2 separate regions of the Homo sapiens genome follow, and region 2 is linked to region 1. A link is an interaction called in ENCODE POLR2A ChIA-PET data of the cell type or tissue named here. Cell type or tissue: A673. All regions are shown on one strand.

Region 1 (8,000 bases):
ACTCCCTAGATAGTGACATTATTCCGTTCACGAGGGCAGATCCCTCATGATGTAATCACTTCTTAAGATCTCACCCTCTCAGCACTGTTGGATTAGGGATTAGGTTTCCAACACATGAACTTTGGGGGCCACATTCAGATCATACTGCAGGGTCATAATTTATGTATGTGCTTTGGAAAGAGCATTTTCACTTTATTTTTTAGAATGATACGAATTGCTAGTTAGCTATACTTGTAGATTTAATTACTCCTACTCTACACATCCTTTTATGTGCATGATTTTAGAATCATCAGCAAAAAAATATGCCTTTTGTCTACAGTAGGGTGATGGGGAAAGGGGAAGACTGAGAGGGATTGTATGTGCTTGACTTCCTTCTTATGGAAAATAAAAATCTATGGTGGAGACTGATGCCAGCCTCAGTTCCAACTTTATCTAGTCTGCTTTTCCAACCTGCACGTTGAAGCAATTACATTTTTCTGATGATGCTAATAACATGTTTTAATTCTTCAGTTAAAACATCCATGTGTTTACTTAAGTGTTGTTTTTCTGCAGAAAACCCCCTGAGTCAGATTTTGCTGTGTGTATTTACTGCCAGTGCCTTTACTTGACACTAGGGATCTTTTTAGCTATAGAAACCAGTGGAGTCCAGAGTTCTTGAGGGTTTTGGAGTTTCCTCAAATTTCTAATTCTCTTCCTCAGAGTTTTTCTTTATGGAGGCAACTACAACAACAACAAAACTCAAAACCGGTATATTTTTACCTAGCCATTGAAAGGTCATCTGAGATGCCTCTTTACAAAAGGAAAGCCAGTCCCCCTTCAGAATCTGTCTGCTGTGTTCACGGAAAGGGCAGCCCAAGAAAAGATGAGTGGAGATTCTGTGCTGGTGGGACCCTGAAGGCTGAGTCTTGTTTTTAGTTCTAGATGTTGTTTTTCTTTTTCTTTTGATCATTGTGGTGGGTGAGATTGTTTTTTTTTTAAATGATATATTTACATAGTTTATAACATATATTTTTTTGTTTGTTTTTATTTATTTTTATTGATCATTCTTGGGTGTTTCTCACAGAGGGGGATTTGGCAGGGTCATAGGACAATAGTGGAGGGAGGGTCAGCAGATAAACAAGTGAACAAAGGTCTCTGGTTTTCCTATGCAGAGGACCCTGCGGCTTTCCGCAGTGTTTGTGTCCCTGGGTACTTGAGATTAGGGAGTGGTGATGACTCTTAACGAGCATGCTGCCTTCAAGCATCTGTTTAACAAAGCACATCTTGCACCACCCTTAATCCATTTAACCCTGAGTGGACACAGCACATGTTTCAGAGAGCACAGGGTTGGGGGTAAGGTCACCGATCAACAGGATCACGAGGCAGAAGAATTTTTCCCAGTACGGAACAAAATGAAAAGTCTCCCGTGTCTACCTCCCTCTACACAGACATGGCAACCATCCGATCTCTCAATCCCTTCCCCACCTTTCCCCCCTTTCTATTCCACAAAACCGCCATTGTCATCATGGCCCGTTCCCAATGAGCTGCCGGCTACACCTCCCAGACGGGGCGGTGGCCGGGCAGAGGGGCTCCTCACTTCCCTGTAGGGGCGGCCGGGCAGAGGCGCCCCTCACCTCCCAGACGGGGCGGCTGGCCGGGCGGGGGGCTGACACCCCCACCTCCCTCCCGCACGGGGCGGCTGGCCGGGCAGAGGGGCTCCTCACTTCCCAGTAGGGGCTGCCGGGCAGAGGCGCCCCTCACCTCCCGGGCAGAGGCGCCCCTCACCTCCCGGACGGGGCTGCTGGCCGGGCGGGGGGCTGACCCCTCCACCTCCCTCCCGGTCGGGGCGGCTGGCCGGGCGGGGGGCTGACCCCCCCCACCTCCCTCCCGGACGGGGTGGCTGGCCGGGCGGGGGGCTGACCCCCCCACCTCCTTCCCGGACGGGGCGGCTGGCCAGGCGGAGGGGCTCCTCGCTTCCCAGTAGGGGCGGCCTGGCAGAGGCGCCCCTCACCTCCCAGACGGGGCGGCTGGCCGGGCGGGGGGCTGACCCCCCCACCTCCCTCCCGGACGGGGCGGCTGGCTGGGCGGGGGCTGACCCCCACCTCCCTCCCGGATGGGGTGGTGCCAGGCAGAGACGCTCCTCACTTCCCAGACGGGGTGGCTGCCGGGCGGAGGGTCTCCTCACTTCTCAGACAGGGCGGCTGGGCAGAGACGCTCCTCACCTCCCAGACGGGGTCATGGCCCGGTAGAGGCGCTCCTCACATCCCAGACGGGGCGGCGGGGCAGAGGCGCTCCCCACATCTCAGACGATGGGCGGCTGGGCAGAGACTCTCCTCACTTCCTAGATGGGATGGCGGCCGGGAAGAGGCGCTCCTCACTTCCTAGATGGGATGGCGGCCGGGCAGAGACGCTCCTCACTTTCCAGACTGGGTAGCCAGGCCGAGGGGCTCCTCATGTCCCAGACGATGGGCGGCCAGGCAGAGACGCTTCTCACTTCCCAGACGGGGTGGCGGCCGGGCAGAGGCTGCAATCTCGGCACTTTGGGAGGCCAAGGCAGGCGGCTGGGAGGTGGAGTTTGTAGCGAGCCGAGATCACGCCACTGCACTCCAGCCTGGGCACCATTGAGCACTGAGTGAACCAGACTCCGTCTGCAATCCCGGCACCTCGGGAGGCCGAGGCTGGCGGATCACTCGCGGTTAGGAGCTGGAGACCAGCCCGGCCAACACAGCGAAACCCCGTCTCCACCAAAAAAATACGAAAACCAGTCAGGCGTGGTGGCGCGCGCCTGCAATGGCAGGCACTCGGCAGGCTGAGGCAGGAGAATCAGGCAGGGAGGCTGCAGTGAGCCGAGATGGCAGCAGTACAGTCCAGCTTCGGCTTGGCATCAGTGGGAGACCGTGGAAAGAGAGGGAGAGGGAGACCGTGGGGAGAGGGAGAGGGAGAGGGGGGAGAGGGAGAGGGAGAGGGGCTAACTTATATTGTTTAGAATGGAACCATTACAGAGACTTTCATCCTGTTCTGAATGTGAAGGTGGCCCTGCCTATCTCCTTTCTCATTTTGCCCTTTTATTCCACTCAGTTCTTCTTGTAAAGTGTGTATTTGCCCCATCAGTCTCTCAGTATGTGTAGAAACCAGAATGGATGGATTTTGGTCATTTGGGTGTGGACTTGTGGTCAGAAACTCTTTGGAAGGATGGTTATGGAGGTGAGGATTATTTGTTTGAGGAATGAAACGATAATGTACAGTTAATTTGGTGATGGTATATTTTTAGATGCAAGTAAATACGAGATCTGAAGTGTACGATTCAAAAGAGGTCATCTGAGTTGGCGACTAAAATAGAGAGCAAGATTAACTGTTTATTTTTATCTGTGGGTGAGTAGGGGGAAGAGGGTAGAAAAATTTCACGAGAACAGTGGTTCTTAAGCGGGTTTTGTGGAGACTGTGGTGCAGCATAAGAGTATAGACTGGGGCCAGGCTGTGTGACTTCTCATTATATCTTGAACATTTACTTGTTGTGTTATATAATGCAACAGGTATTGTATCATACCTGTTGGGCAGGTTATATAATATGTCTGGGCCTTAGTTCTCTCATCTGAAAGATGTGAATCACAGTAGTAACTGCCTGATGGTGTTTTGTGACCTGAATAAATTAATTCTTGAAGAGAATTTTGGTGTATTGGTTGGGTGCAATGGCTCACACCTATAACCCCAGCACTTTGGGAGGCTGAGGCCGGCCGGCCACTTGAATCCAGGAGTTGGAGAGACCTGCGTGGGCAATATGGCGAAACTCCATTTCTACCAAAAAATACAAAAAAAATTAGCTGGGCCTGTTGACATGAGCCTGTAGTCCCAGTTACAGGAGGGTGAGATGAGAGGATCGTTTGAGTCTGGGAGATGGAGGTTGCAGTTAGCTGTGATCGTGCCATCACACTCCATCCTGGGGGACAGATCCAGACTCTGTCTCAAAAAAAAACTAAATAAGCGAATAAATAAATAAAAAATTCTCATGTATAAATGGTACTCTGTATGTTAGATGTTAGTAGCCATTGTCAGTATATGTGACACATGAATTGCTACATGTGAGTATGCACATCCTTTCGAGACTTCTCTGACTTGTTTCAGAGGGTTTTTAATTTACACAAATGATTTATATCTTTCCTCTCTGTCAGCCCTACCACAGCCATCTGTAGGCAGATGGAAATGTATGGGTACTCCCTCTTTTGAAGTTATTGAGTCACGGGAAGGACCCTGTGGTGTATGTTGTAAATTTCCTCTGCCGAGCTTGGTGCGACCTAGTATTTGCCTGAATGGAGCAGGCAAGAGTGGTGGGGTGAGGAGATTCCATCGTGGCTGCTCATGCATTAGTCATTGCTTCACCTTAGGGAGAGACCCAGAACCCTAATGTTTAGTGTTGGGATCTCTTGTTAACTATATTCCTCTTTTTTTTTTTTTTTTTTTGGTAAGACAGTCTTGCTCTGTCGCCAGGCTGGAGTGCAGTGGCATGATCTCGTCTCACTGCACCCTCCGCCCTCCCGAGTTCAAGCCATTCCATGCCTCAGCCTCCTGAGTAGCTGGGACTACAGGTGCATGCCACCACACTTGGCTAATTTTTGTATTTTTAGTAGAGACGGTTTCACCATGTTGGCCAGGATGGTCTCTATCTCCTAACCTCGTGATCGCCCGCCTCGTCCTCCCAGAGTTCTGGGATTACAGGCATATGAGCCACTGTGCCCGGTCAACTATATTCTTTAGAAGGGTATATTGCTTTTTGTGTACTAACAGACTTTAAAATAAAAACTCTTAAGAGTTTCTATTTAACTAGTACAGAAGTACCGACTCTGTCTCTAAAGGGATGTAACTTTTTTGTTAAACAAGGAGCTGCTGTATTTTAGTTAGGCTTTCGATCCAATAGGACTTAGTTTAAACACTGTTTGTCCTATTAGATTGAATTTTGAATGTAAAGAATCATTGGAAGTGTATGGATTTCATAACTCAGTGTACTCTGAGATATGACATGCCTCTGGATATGAAGACATGTTGAAAGTGGTGAGAATTCTCTCAGGCTTTTAACAGGTATGATATTCACAGCTACATTGTCTGCACGACTGTGTTCCTTATTCTTTTTGGTCTGAGTTACTTTGATGGTATAAAATACTTTTATTTACTTCGAGTTTGAAAGGAAGATAAGCCCAAATGTATACGAATCTTCTTGATAGCATGCATGAATTGGGATTATTCAAAGTGAGCATCCTTAATAATTGGAATTATATTAAATAAGTGCCTAGTTTTTACTCATTCCTGTATCAAAAATAAATTAGTAGTATAATTTACTATTAAATGCAAAAAAGTGAAAGCAAAACAATCAGCAAAAGGCTTAACATTTCTCTTAACCCTTGATTTATATTTAGAAGCTTCCACTGATCAGGTTATTTGGAGTTTATTTTGTTCTTACAACCTGGAGATATATTTTATAAATAAGAGAAGTACTAGTTTAATTTTCAACTTTAGAGTTATCATGGGTGAAATGTACTCTCTACTACAGAAAGTAAAGAAAAATTGAGTAATAGATTATGATGTGGCAGTTTTGAACACAAAAGATGTGGAAGTAAATATAAAGTAAATATGGGTAAATCTCGCCTATCTTCTGTTTCAAGTTATCTACGTAGTTGCCATTTTTGTTTCTAGTATCATTTGCATTTGCTTTTGCTTGAAGGATTTTAACATTTCTAACATTAGGTCTGCTGTTGATCATTCAGCTTTTGTATGTCTGGGAAGATCTCATTTCACCCACATTAAAAAAATACTTTTATGATAATTGTAGAATTACATGCAGTTATACAAAATACACCTTCATTTCTTATAGATATTTTTGCTGGGTATAAAATTTTAGGTTAATAGTCATTCACCATCAGTACTTCAGTGACACTGCCCCACTGTCCCGATGTGCATCATTTCTGATGAGAATCCTGTTGTTATTTTCATAGCTTTGTAGGAGCAATCATTTACCACAATTTTCTTTTGAATCCCTTACTGGTTTTAGGCAATTTGATACGATGTGCCTTGGCAGTTTTTATTTCCAGAGTTTGAGATTCATTGAGTGTATTAGGTTTGTAGATTTCATTTACTATGGAAAAATTAGAGCCATTATTATTTCAAATATTTTCGTGTGCATTCGTCTCCCCTTTGGGGACCTAATTTTCATATATATTACTCTGAAGTTGTCCCATAGCTCATGTGTTTTGTTCCTTTTTTGATCTGTATGTTGCATTTTAGATAGTTTATACCCTAAATCTGCTGGTAAGACTATTGAATATATCTTTTATCTCAGACATTGTTATTATATTTTAGAAGTTACAGCTGGGCACGCCTGTAATCCTAGCACTTCGGGAGGCCGAGGCGGGTGGATCACCAGGTCAGGAGTTCAAGACCTTCCTGGCCAACATGGTGAAACCCTGTCTCTACTAAAAATACAAAAATTAGCTGGGCGTGGTGGTGCGCATCTGTAATCCCAGCTACTCAGGAGGCTGAGGCAGGAGAATTGCTTGAACCCAGGAGGCGGAGGTTGCAGTGAGCCAAGATCACACCACTGCACTACAGCCTGGGTGACAGAGCAAGACTCCATAAAAAAAAAAAAAAGAAGTTAGATTTTGGTCTTTCCATAATCTTCAGTGTCTCTAGTAATATGCTTATTCTTTGGTGTTTCTTGAACATGTGGAGTACAGTTACAAGAGATATTTGAGTATATGTGCTATTTTTGTCTTCCATTATTTACAAAACAGTTTTGATTGATTAATCTTCCTCCTCATCAGTCATATTTTCCTGCATCTTTGCATGTCTGGTAGCTTTTTATTACTTGACAGACACTAAATTTTTCTCTGGCTGTGGGAAATGTTCGTATTTCTCTACATATTCTTGAGCATTGTTCTGAGATCTGATTATTAGGGAACAGTTTGATCTGTTTGGATCTTGGTTTCAAGCATGGTTAGGTAGGGCCAAAGCAGTGTTTACTGTGAGGCATTGTTTCCCTGCTACTCAGGCAAAAACCCTTACGAGTATTTTACTTGATGTCCTATGGATTATGTTTACCATGTAGGCTAGTAAGAATGGGCACTATTCCTGGTGCTTTTACAATTTGGATACTGTTCCTGCTAATCCTTTCTGGAAATACTTTCTCTTGGGTAGCTTCCTAACACAAATGTGCTTGTTAGTACTCAGCGGAAGACATGAGGAGCGCCTTTGGCAGATTCCATTGTTGTCTGTGTGGCTCTGGCCTCTGCTGTGCTCTGCCTTACACATTATATCACCTTGGCCTCCCCTTGTGTTTCTCAACCCCGGCTCTGCTTGCCCTTTCCGTAACTGCTGCAGCCTGGACATTCTCTCAGGGCAGTGAGCTGGAGGGATCATTTGTTTTCCATCCGTCAGGGATCACAGTATGTTGCTATATGGTGGCCGTTGTTTTGTGTGGATTTTTAGTTCTTTCAGACAGGCAAGAGGTATAAATCCTGTCTAGCTTCACTAAAAGCGGAAGTTCTTTCTGTTCTTTGAATGTTGAATGAGAGTGTGAGAGAGACACGTACCATCAGGAAATGGAACTAGCCACGGTCATAGCTTTTCATTTAGTTTTGTTAGTCTTTAAAAAAAAAAAAAGGTGAACAGCGTAAGTAAGCCCTGACTCCAAGAAAAAAAATTCAAAATTAATAAACATAAGCATTCGGCCTATAATAAAAATAGTAAACTCCATTCCATAATAAAGCCTGTGACTATTAGAAGTCCTTCTTTGAAGCTATGTAATCTGTCTCTTCCGTTAGGAAGAACTGACCTTAGCCTAGATAATATTGTGCTAAAAATTTTTACCTTAATTCTTTTGAAATACCTGTTTTTAAGGTTTTACCACCCTCACTTGGCAGCTGAGTTAATAGGATTTGGATCTAAGCTTTCACATCTATAATGCCTGGACTTTGCCACTGTACCATGTCACCTTCCATAAGTTGTAGCAAATGTAGGTCTGAATTTTCAGGTGT
Region 2 (8,000 bases), 450 kb before region 1:
CATCTATAGCCGGCCCAGCCAGTGTCCCCCAGAATCTATTCAAATATGTCGAAGCACTTAGAAACTCAGCACCTCATAAAGCATCCTCAGTCTCTACAGTGATCCCCCTACCTCAATCTCTAGAGTAGCTGGGACTACTCTAGACTACCTTTTTTTGAGACAAGAGTCTCACCCTGTTGCCGAGGCTGGAGTGCAGTGGCACGATCTCAGCTCACTGGAACCTCCGCCTCCTGTGTTCAAGCGATTCTCCCGCCTCAGCCTCCTGAGTAGCTGGGATTACAGGTGCGTGACACCACACCCAGCTAATTTTTGTATTTTTAGGAGAGACAGAGTTTCACCATGTTGGCCAGGCTGGTCTCAAACTCTGACCCCAAGTGATCCACCCACCTCGGCCTCCCAAAGTGCTGGGATTACAAGTGTGAGCTACCGTGCCTGGCCTGTTTATGTCTTTGGACTGTTCTATTAGAAAGTTTTTTCTAATGAGTGACTCAAACCTTTCGAAAAGGGAGCTCTTGGATAAATGCCTAATAACAACAACAACAAAAAACTGAAGCAAAGTGTTCCATTCTTCTGTCCTTCTCTGCACCTAGAGGTGAGGTTACTCCTGACCTCAGGTGATCCGCCCACCTCGGCCTCCCAAAGTGCTGGGATTACACGCGTGAGCCACCGCTCCCGGCCATGAAAGCTATTTTAAACTTCCAAAGATTATACTGTCCATTGATAATGGGAGCGCCTAAGTGCCCTGGTGTTATGGCCCCAGTCAGCACGCCATCTAAATGCTGAAGATAATAATCTTGCTTCTAATAGGAACCCCTTGAAAAGGAACCCTGTTCAATGCAGTGTTGCATTAAATGGAACGGCTTTTGAATAGGTGAGGCTCTATTTCTTTATGAAGAAAATCTCTCTGTGAAGCACCGTCTCCCTGCAGTGACATATTCTTGTATTCAACCGGATGCTTCACTGGTTTTTTGTGTGTGTAAGCTGAAGCTGAAAATATTTTACTAAATATAAATATCTCTATATAGTTATAGGTGATTTTCTGCCTATTTTCTCCCTTTTATCCATTCCCTCTTTCTTGTCGAGTTCTCACACCTACCATTCAGGGGATATCTTTTCTTTTTTTATAGCTTGTCTAGTTTTCAGTATTTGTCAAAGACCTAGTGTAACCGCTGGACCTTTTGTTTTTGTTTTGTTTTGTTTTTTCTTTGAGACAGAGTCTCGCTCTGTCGCCCAGGCTGGAATGCAGCAGCGCTATCTTGGCTCACTGCAACCTCCGCCTCCTGGGTTCAAGCAGTTCACCTGCCTCAGCCTCCTGAGTAGCTGGGACTACAGGTACCGCCCAGCTAATCTTTTTGTATTTTTAGTAGATACGGGGTTTTGCCATGTTGGCCAGGCTGGTCTTGAACTCCTGACCTCAAGTGATCTGCCGAATTCAGCTTCCCACCACTGGATCTTCTTTTTTTGTGTATGTGAGATGGTGTCTCACTCTGTAGCCCAGGCTGGAGTGCAGTGGCACGATCTCGGCTCATTGCAAGCTCCGCCTCCAGGTTCACACCATTCTCCTGCCTCAGCCTCCCAAGTAGCTGGGAATACATTTGCCTGCCACCATGTCCAACTAATTTTTTTGTATTTTTAGTAGAGATGGGGTTTCACCGTGTTAGCCAGGATGCTCTCGATCTCCTGACCTCGTGATCTGCCCGCCTCGGCCTCCCAAAGTGCTGGGATTACAGGCATGAGCCACCGCACCTGGCCAACCACCGGATGGGGTCCTATCTTCTTAATGGTTTGAGGATCCCTTCAAAAATCTCCAATAATAATAAGCACCATTGGCTGGACATCCTGGGCGCCAGGCAGTAGGTTAAAAATGTGCATTTATATGCTTGATATTATTCCATTTGTAATCGAGATGTATTTGTACATGAAAAGTTGTGTCCAAATCATCAGTTATCAGTCAAATATGTTGGGGCTCAGGAAACAGTACCCCAAAATAGGGTGCTTTGACCTGGAGAACTAAACAAACAGCCTCAAGGTCTCTCTGACCTCCCTCAGCCCTGTTCCTCAATACTCTGCCTCTCTCAAAACACAGAAGGAAGCTTTTCTCTGAAGTTCCCTTATCTACCTAGAAACTAGACCCCCAAAGAGAAACACAATTGCCTTCAACCCCTTCCCTGAAATTTCATTATCCAGAGAAAATTAAAATTAAAATTAAAATTAAAACTTATATCACAGAGCAAGACTCCGTCTCAAAAAAAAAAAAAAAAAAAAAAACTGAAATACTCCACCTAATTTTTTTTTTAATTTAATTTTTTTTTTTTTAGAGACAAGGTCTTCTGTGTCGCCCAGGTTGGTCTCAAACTCCTGGGCTCAAGTGATCTTCCCACCTTGGCCTCCCAAAGTGCTGGGATTACAGGCAAGAGCCACCACACCCATCCAATAAAATGTTAATTCCTAAAATAGAAATAAATTTCAGAATTGTCTTTCGTATGAAAAAAAAAAAAAAGTAGCCATTGAGGGTATCCAAAAACTTCAGTATAAGAGATCAGGCTTGGGGGCCTCCTCCTGACCTCTAAAAATGAGTCCTGGCCGGGCGTGGTGGCTCACACCTGTAATCCCAGCACTTTGAGAGGCCAAGGCGGGCAGATCACAAGGTCAGGAGATCGAGACCATCCTGGCTAACACGGTGAAACCCCGTCTCTACTAGTAATACAAAAAATTAGCCAGGCGTGGTGGCGGGCACCTGTAGTCCCAGCTACTCGGGAGGCTGAGGCAGGAGAATGGCGTGAACCCGGGAGGTGGAGCTTGCAGTGAGCCGAGATCGTGCCACTGCACTCCAGCCTGGGCGACAGAACGAGACTTCATCTCAAAAAAAAAAAAAAAAAAAAAAAATTTGGGAGGCCGAGGCAGGTGGATCACAAGGTCAGGAGATCGAGACCATCCTGGCTAACATGGTGAAACCCCGTCTCTACTAAAAAATACAAAAAATTAGCTGGGCATGGTGGCGGGCACCTGTAGTCCCAGCTACTCGGGAGGCTGAGGCAGGAGAATGGTGTGAACCCAGGAGGCAGAGTTTGCAGTGAACTGAGATCGCGCCACTACACTCCAGCCTAGGCTACAGGAGACTCCGTCTCAAAAAAAAAAAAAAAATAGTCCTAAGGACTCCCAGACACTACTCCAACAGCATGAGAGACTCCTGTTACCACAGCAACTGCCCTATGGCATCACTGTCCATGCCAAAATCCTCCTCCTCGCATCTTCTGAGGGCTTTCGGCCGGGAGTGTGAAAGAGAGCTTCGCGGCAGGGGCAACATCAAGGGTTCCCAATGCCTTTCCTAGAAGTGAAATTCCTTCCCCCGCGCTCATGGACCAAGGTTTCCTAAAGCCTGGGGGATTCCTAAGGCACCTAGAGCTGAGGGAGACTACAGACATAGCTGAGTTTACATACTTGCCTGGCACATTGCAGGGCTTCAGTAAATGTGTATTTATTAAACGTATGCAAGAGCTAAAAGCTCCTTTGCCAATGCCCAATAAATTTTAAAGACAATACAGAAATCTGACTCACACGATGGTTATTGACAGACAGAATATTGGAAAGGCCATAGTGCCGTCATGTGGATCTTTGTAAGGGTTAATGGCTGCTTCTTTGAATCTCAGTGTAGCAGCTGCAGATGACATCAGATTTTCTGCCACATTGGCTTAAATCAACACAATGAATCCATCAAGGGGAAGGCCAAGGCACCATTTGGGGCTTACAAGGAAGGACTGGCCAGAGGTGTTCAAACAAATGAGATTTCCCCTGCTGTATGAGGACATCTAAAATGTGACCATTTTAGGCATTTTCATAAAACAGTTAACTGCCTTTCTCGCTGAGAAAAAGACACACAGGACAAACATCAAGAGGCACAGATGACTACATCTCAGCCCAGTGTTGGGTGAGACAGAATGTTAGGAATTTGCTTAATTAGTAAGCAACAATTAATACAATTAGTTTGTATTAATTTGTACAACAAATACACATGAACTTCCTAGCTGTCTTTGTTCTCCCAGGTCCTCTCATCAGGTGATAGAACTGCCACATCACACATGGTTGCAATTATCACATTCCTAATAGAACACACATTCTGGAATATTCAACAGTCTTTTTATGAAAGACACCCAAAGCCTAAGAAACAATCACAGTCTTCAGAATTGCAGCGTGAACAATCCTGACACGTTGATTCTTCATTTAAACACACTCAGGAACAGCCAACAAATGGCACGTGTTGTCTATCTGTGCTCTCTGCAAATATATGTATGCTAGCGTCATCTAATGTGTCACCACATTTACCCTTTGTCTCAGCAGTCCTACCGGCCAAAACCCTAGGGAAAGAATGGCAAATTGGAAATGCAATCTACAGCATTCCTTTCCAGAAAATCTCAGGACAGGTATTTTCTTAGCAGTTCTGGGCTCATCATATTCAATTAATTCCCCACAGCCAACGATTTCATTTTCCGTAATAACTCAGAAGAGACCAAGAAAGTGATGCAATTCCATCTCCTTCCCTATCAACCACCTGCAAAGCTTTCACCTGCTGTAGTCAGAAGCCATTCCCCAGGCTCCCAAAAGTGTGAACAGCCCAAGGGTGGGTCCCAGGGGCAGGAGGGAAAGCCACGGAGAAACAGAGGCCAGGCGGTAGGGGAAAAATCGCATTTCTTTTGCAGAGAGTAAAACAGATACCCAGGTGGTAAACATAACTTCCAATTACTTGCCTTAAACCAACCCTGAAATGTGAAGTTCTCATATTTCCTTAGCTGACAACAGGCAGAAGATCCAGTCTGTAAATAACAAGGACTTTAGACTATAAATTTAGGGCTTTCAAGGGAAGCTCCAGGCTAGTCCCAGCATTTCCTCAGGCAGGCTTCAGTGTGGCATACTCTGCAGTCCTCGTGAATCACTCTGCCTGGCTGGACCAGATGAAGGACTAGATTCCTCAGAGTGTGAAACTAGTACCACCTTCCTAGGAAGTCACCTAAGTCCCCTGTTACAAATGCAAATTCCTGGGCCTTATCCCAGACCTAGTGAGTCAGACTCTCAGAGGAATCTACATTTTTAACTAGTGCCCTCTAATGAGGCTAGTGCACAGTAAAAATTTGAAATTTCGAGGCCAGGTGCAGTGGTTCACGCCTGTAATCCCAGCACTTTGGGAGGCCAAGGTGGGAGGCTCACTTTAGGCCAGGAGTTCAAGACCAGCCTAGGAAATATAGCGTCAGAGCCATTCAGTGACCCTATGTCGAATGGGACTGCGTAAAATAAGGCTGAGACCTAGTGGGCTGCATTTACAGGAGGGTAGGCATTCTTAGTCACAGGATGAGATAGGAGGTCATCAGGACTGGTATCACAGGATACCGAGTTTATTAGAGGGTCTTGCTCTGTTGCTCAGACTTGAGCCCAGGAGTTTACATCTTTTTTTAATTTAAAAAAAATTTCAAAACACTCAGCTCGTTTTAAATTTTTTTTTTTAATTTTAAAAATCTAAATTTTGTTAAGATCCTGATGATAAAAAAAAGGTGCAGTAAAGAAAATCGCCAACCCCACCAAAACAAAAATGGCAACAAAAGTGATCTCTGGTTGTCCTCACTGCTCATTATGTGCTAACTATAATGCATTAGCATGCTAAAAGACACTCCCACCAACACCAAGACAGTTTACAAATGCCATGGCAATGTCTGGAAATTACCCTATATGGTTTAAAAGAGGGAGGAACCCTTAGTTCCAGGACTTGCCCACCCCTTTCCCAGAAATCTCATTATTAATCCACCTATTGTTTAGCATATAATCAAGAAATAACCATAACTATACTCAGTTGAGCAACCCATACCACTGCTCTGTCTGTGGAGTAGCCATTCTTTTGTTTCTCTACTTCTCTAATAAACTTGCTTTCACTTTACTGCATGGGCTCGCCCCAAATTCTTTCTTGCACAAGATCCATAAACCCTCTGTTGCAGTCTGGATCTGGACGCCTTTCTGGTAACAATAGCAAGGCTCCACCTCTACAAAAAAAAATTAAAACTAGCAAGGTGGTGGCACACATGTAGTCCCAGCTACCCCAGAGGCTCACGTGGGAGGATGGCTTGAGCCTAGGAGTTCCAGGTTACAGCAAGCTATATGCACACAAGTGCACTCCAGCCTGAATGACAGAGCAAGACACTGTCTAAAGAAAAAAAAAAAATTGAAAACTACTGATAAAGTATATAACCCTAGGGCAAGCAAGGATCCTAAAGTTCTCCCAAATGAGGAACCAAGACACCCACTGTTTTCATCTGTAGGAGTGCATCCTTATACGTCCCTGGGAAGACAGGATGGAGACTCAGTGGTCTCAAACTTGAAGGTAAATAGAGGTTCTCAACCAGTAATGTGGGCTCCAGTAGCCTGAGGTGGACCCTGCACTTCTAACAAGCTCCCAGGTGCTGTCCATGCTGTACCATGCCTTGAGTATAGCTGGAGATTTGGGTGGATTCATTTACAATCCCAACAGCCTGGGGTAAACAGAGTGCAGGAGGAAGTCCCTCAGGCTCAAAATCCCTCTTACCTTTTAAAATGCAAAGACTTCCACAGAAGGGTAAAGCTTTAGAGTGACTTATTTTTTATCAGGTTGCTATCTTCCTAGCTAAATTCAGCTCCACCCAGAAGGTGGAAGTTTTAACTATTGGGGAGTAGATAAAAGTAAGTAGTTTGAATGGGATCTGTCCCAAGGGTCTTGGAGAGAACTAGGGCAATGGGGCGGCAGTGGGAGTGGGAGTGAGGGAGGCAGGGTGGAGTTTGCTCCCTTAAGAGAAAAGCAGGCAGGTGTGAGAGAGCTGCTTGGTGGAAGGGAGTAAAAGTCCAATTTGCTGAATTGCAACATTAAAAATCCTAACTGGGTGCCTGTTGTGTGCCAAGCACTGGGCTAGGGCTTAGGGATGCTCACATGAACAAGACTTATGAACAGTCCCATTGCTGCAGGAGCTGGAGGCCCAGCAAGTGAGCCTACAGCACTGGGAGTGAAAATTACCCCCAGGCAGCATTGCAAGCTTTTGGCACAGTGCCATCAATTGTCAGTGCCATTGGTTGCCTAGGCCATGGTAAAGTAGAATCTTCGTCAATACTGGAATGCTTAAAAACAGTGCAGGATATCAAGCTCCAGATACACTAAAATGCACAACAGCCATGGATTACTGTCCACTTGACTCTCATTGCCAAAGCCTTTGAAAATTTCAATCACTGCCTGCTAGCTAATGCTGTGGGTTCCGCAGACTCCCTGTTAGTCACTGGAGGTCATCACATGTCTAATCCATCTTTATAAAATTTTACACATGGAATTCTCCATAGAATAATGACTATAAGTGGCAGGGCGTGGTGGCTCATGCCTGTAATCCCAGCACTTTGGGAGGCTGAGGTGGGTGGATCACGAGGTCAGGAGATTGAGACCAGCCTGGCCAACACAGTGAAACCCCATCTCTACTAATAATACAAAAATTAGCCGGGCGTGGTGGCGCATGCCTGCAATCCCAGCTACTCAGGAGGCTGAGGCAGGAGAATCGCTTGAACCTGGGAGGCAGAGGTTGCGGTGAGCCAAGATCGCGCCATTGCACTCCAGCCTGGACAACAAAAGTGAAACTCCGTCTCAAAAAAAAAAAAAAAGAAAAAAAAAGAATGATGACTATAAGTTTAAAACAATTTATTTGGGCCATTAAAATTAAAATTTTTAATTAAGAAAAAGTCATGTAGGAGAAAAAATTTTTCCCTCTATCATCTTTGGTTCAGTGACTGGGGCCTATGAGTTAAATTGACAAAAGACAGGTTAACAGAAGAAAAGACACAATTTTTACTGATGTTATGGTTACATGCACAGGGGTTTCACAGAAAAGTAGAAATCCAAAGAAGCATTTACACACAGGGTCATATATACCATTCTAGCAAAGGGTGATAAATTGTGGAGAAGTGACTAGACAAAGGAAAAGGGGTTTGGGCTACTGGGGATGATA

The links. ChIA-PET counts read pairs that join two places held together with the same protein. Peaks named below come from ENCODE experiments on the same cell type or tissue, not always from the same donor. Only the 100,000 strongest peaks of a DNase experiment are listed, where the experiment ranks them.
Region 2: POLR2A ChIA-PET joins it to region 1 with 5 read pairs; 1 of 35 experiments calls an interaction of 5 or more read pairs at or near these places.

Annotation. Positions count from the first base shown.
Region 1 is chr6:15,413,799-15,421,798 of GRCh38, forward strand. The region is part of intron 3 of JARID2 (jumonji and AT-rich interaction domain containing 2); the gene reads left to right. Among named protein-coding and RNA genes, the nearest start is that of DTNBP1-AS1, 130 kb to the right of the region's middle. In A673, no CTCF peak of the experiment used is centred here; a DNase peak (open chromatin) is centred at 4,233.
Region 2 is chr6:14,961,383-14,969,382 of GRCh38, forward strand. All of the region lies in intron 2 of LOC105374945 (a long non-coding RNA gene), which reads right to left. Among named protein-coding and RNA genes, the nearest start is that of JARID2-DT, 280 kb to the right of the region's middle. In A673, no CTCF peak of the experiment used is centred here; no DNase peak of the experiment used is centred here; H3K27ac peaks cover 699 bases.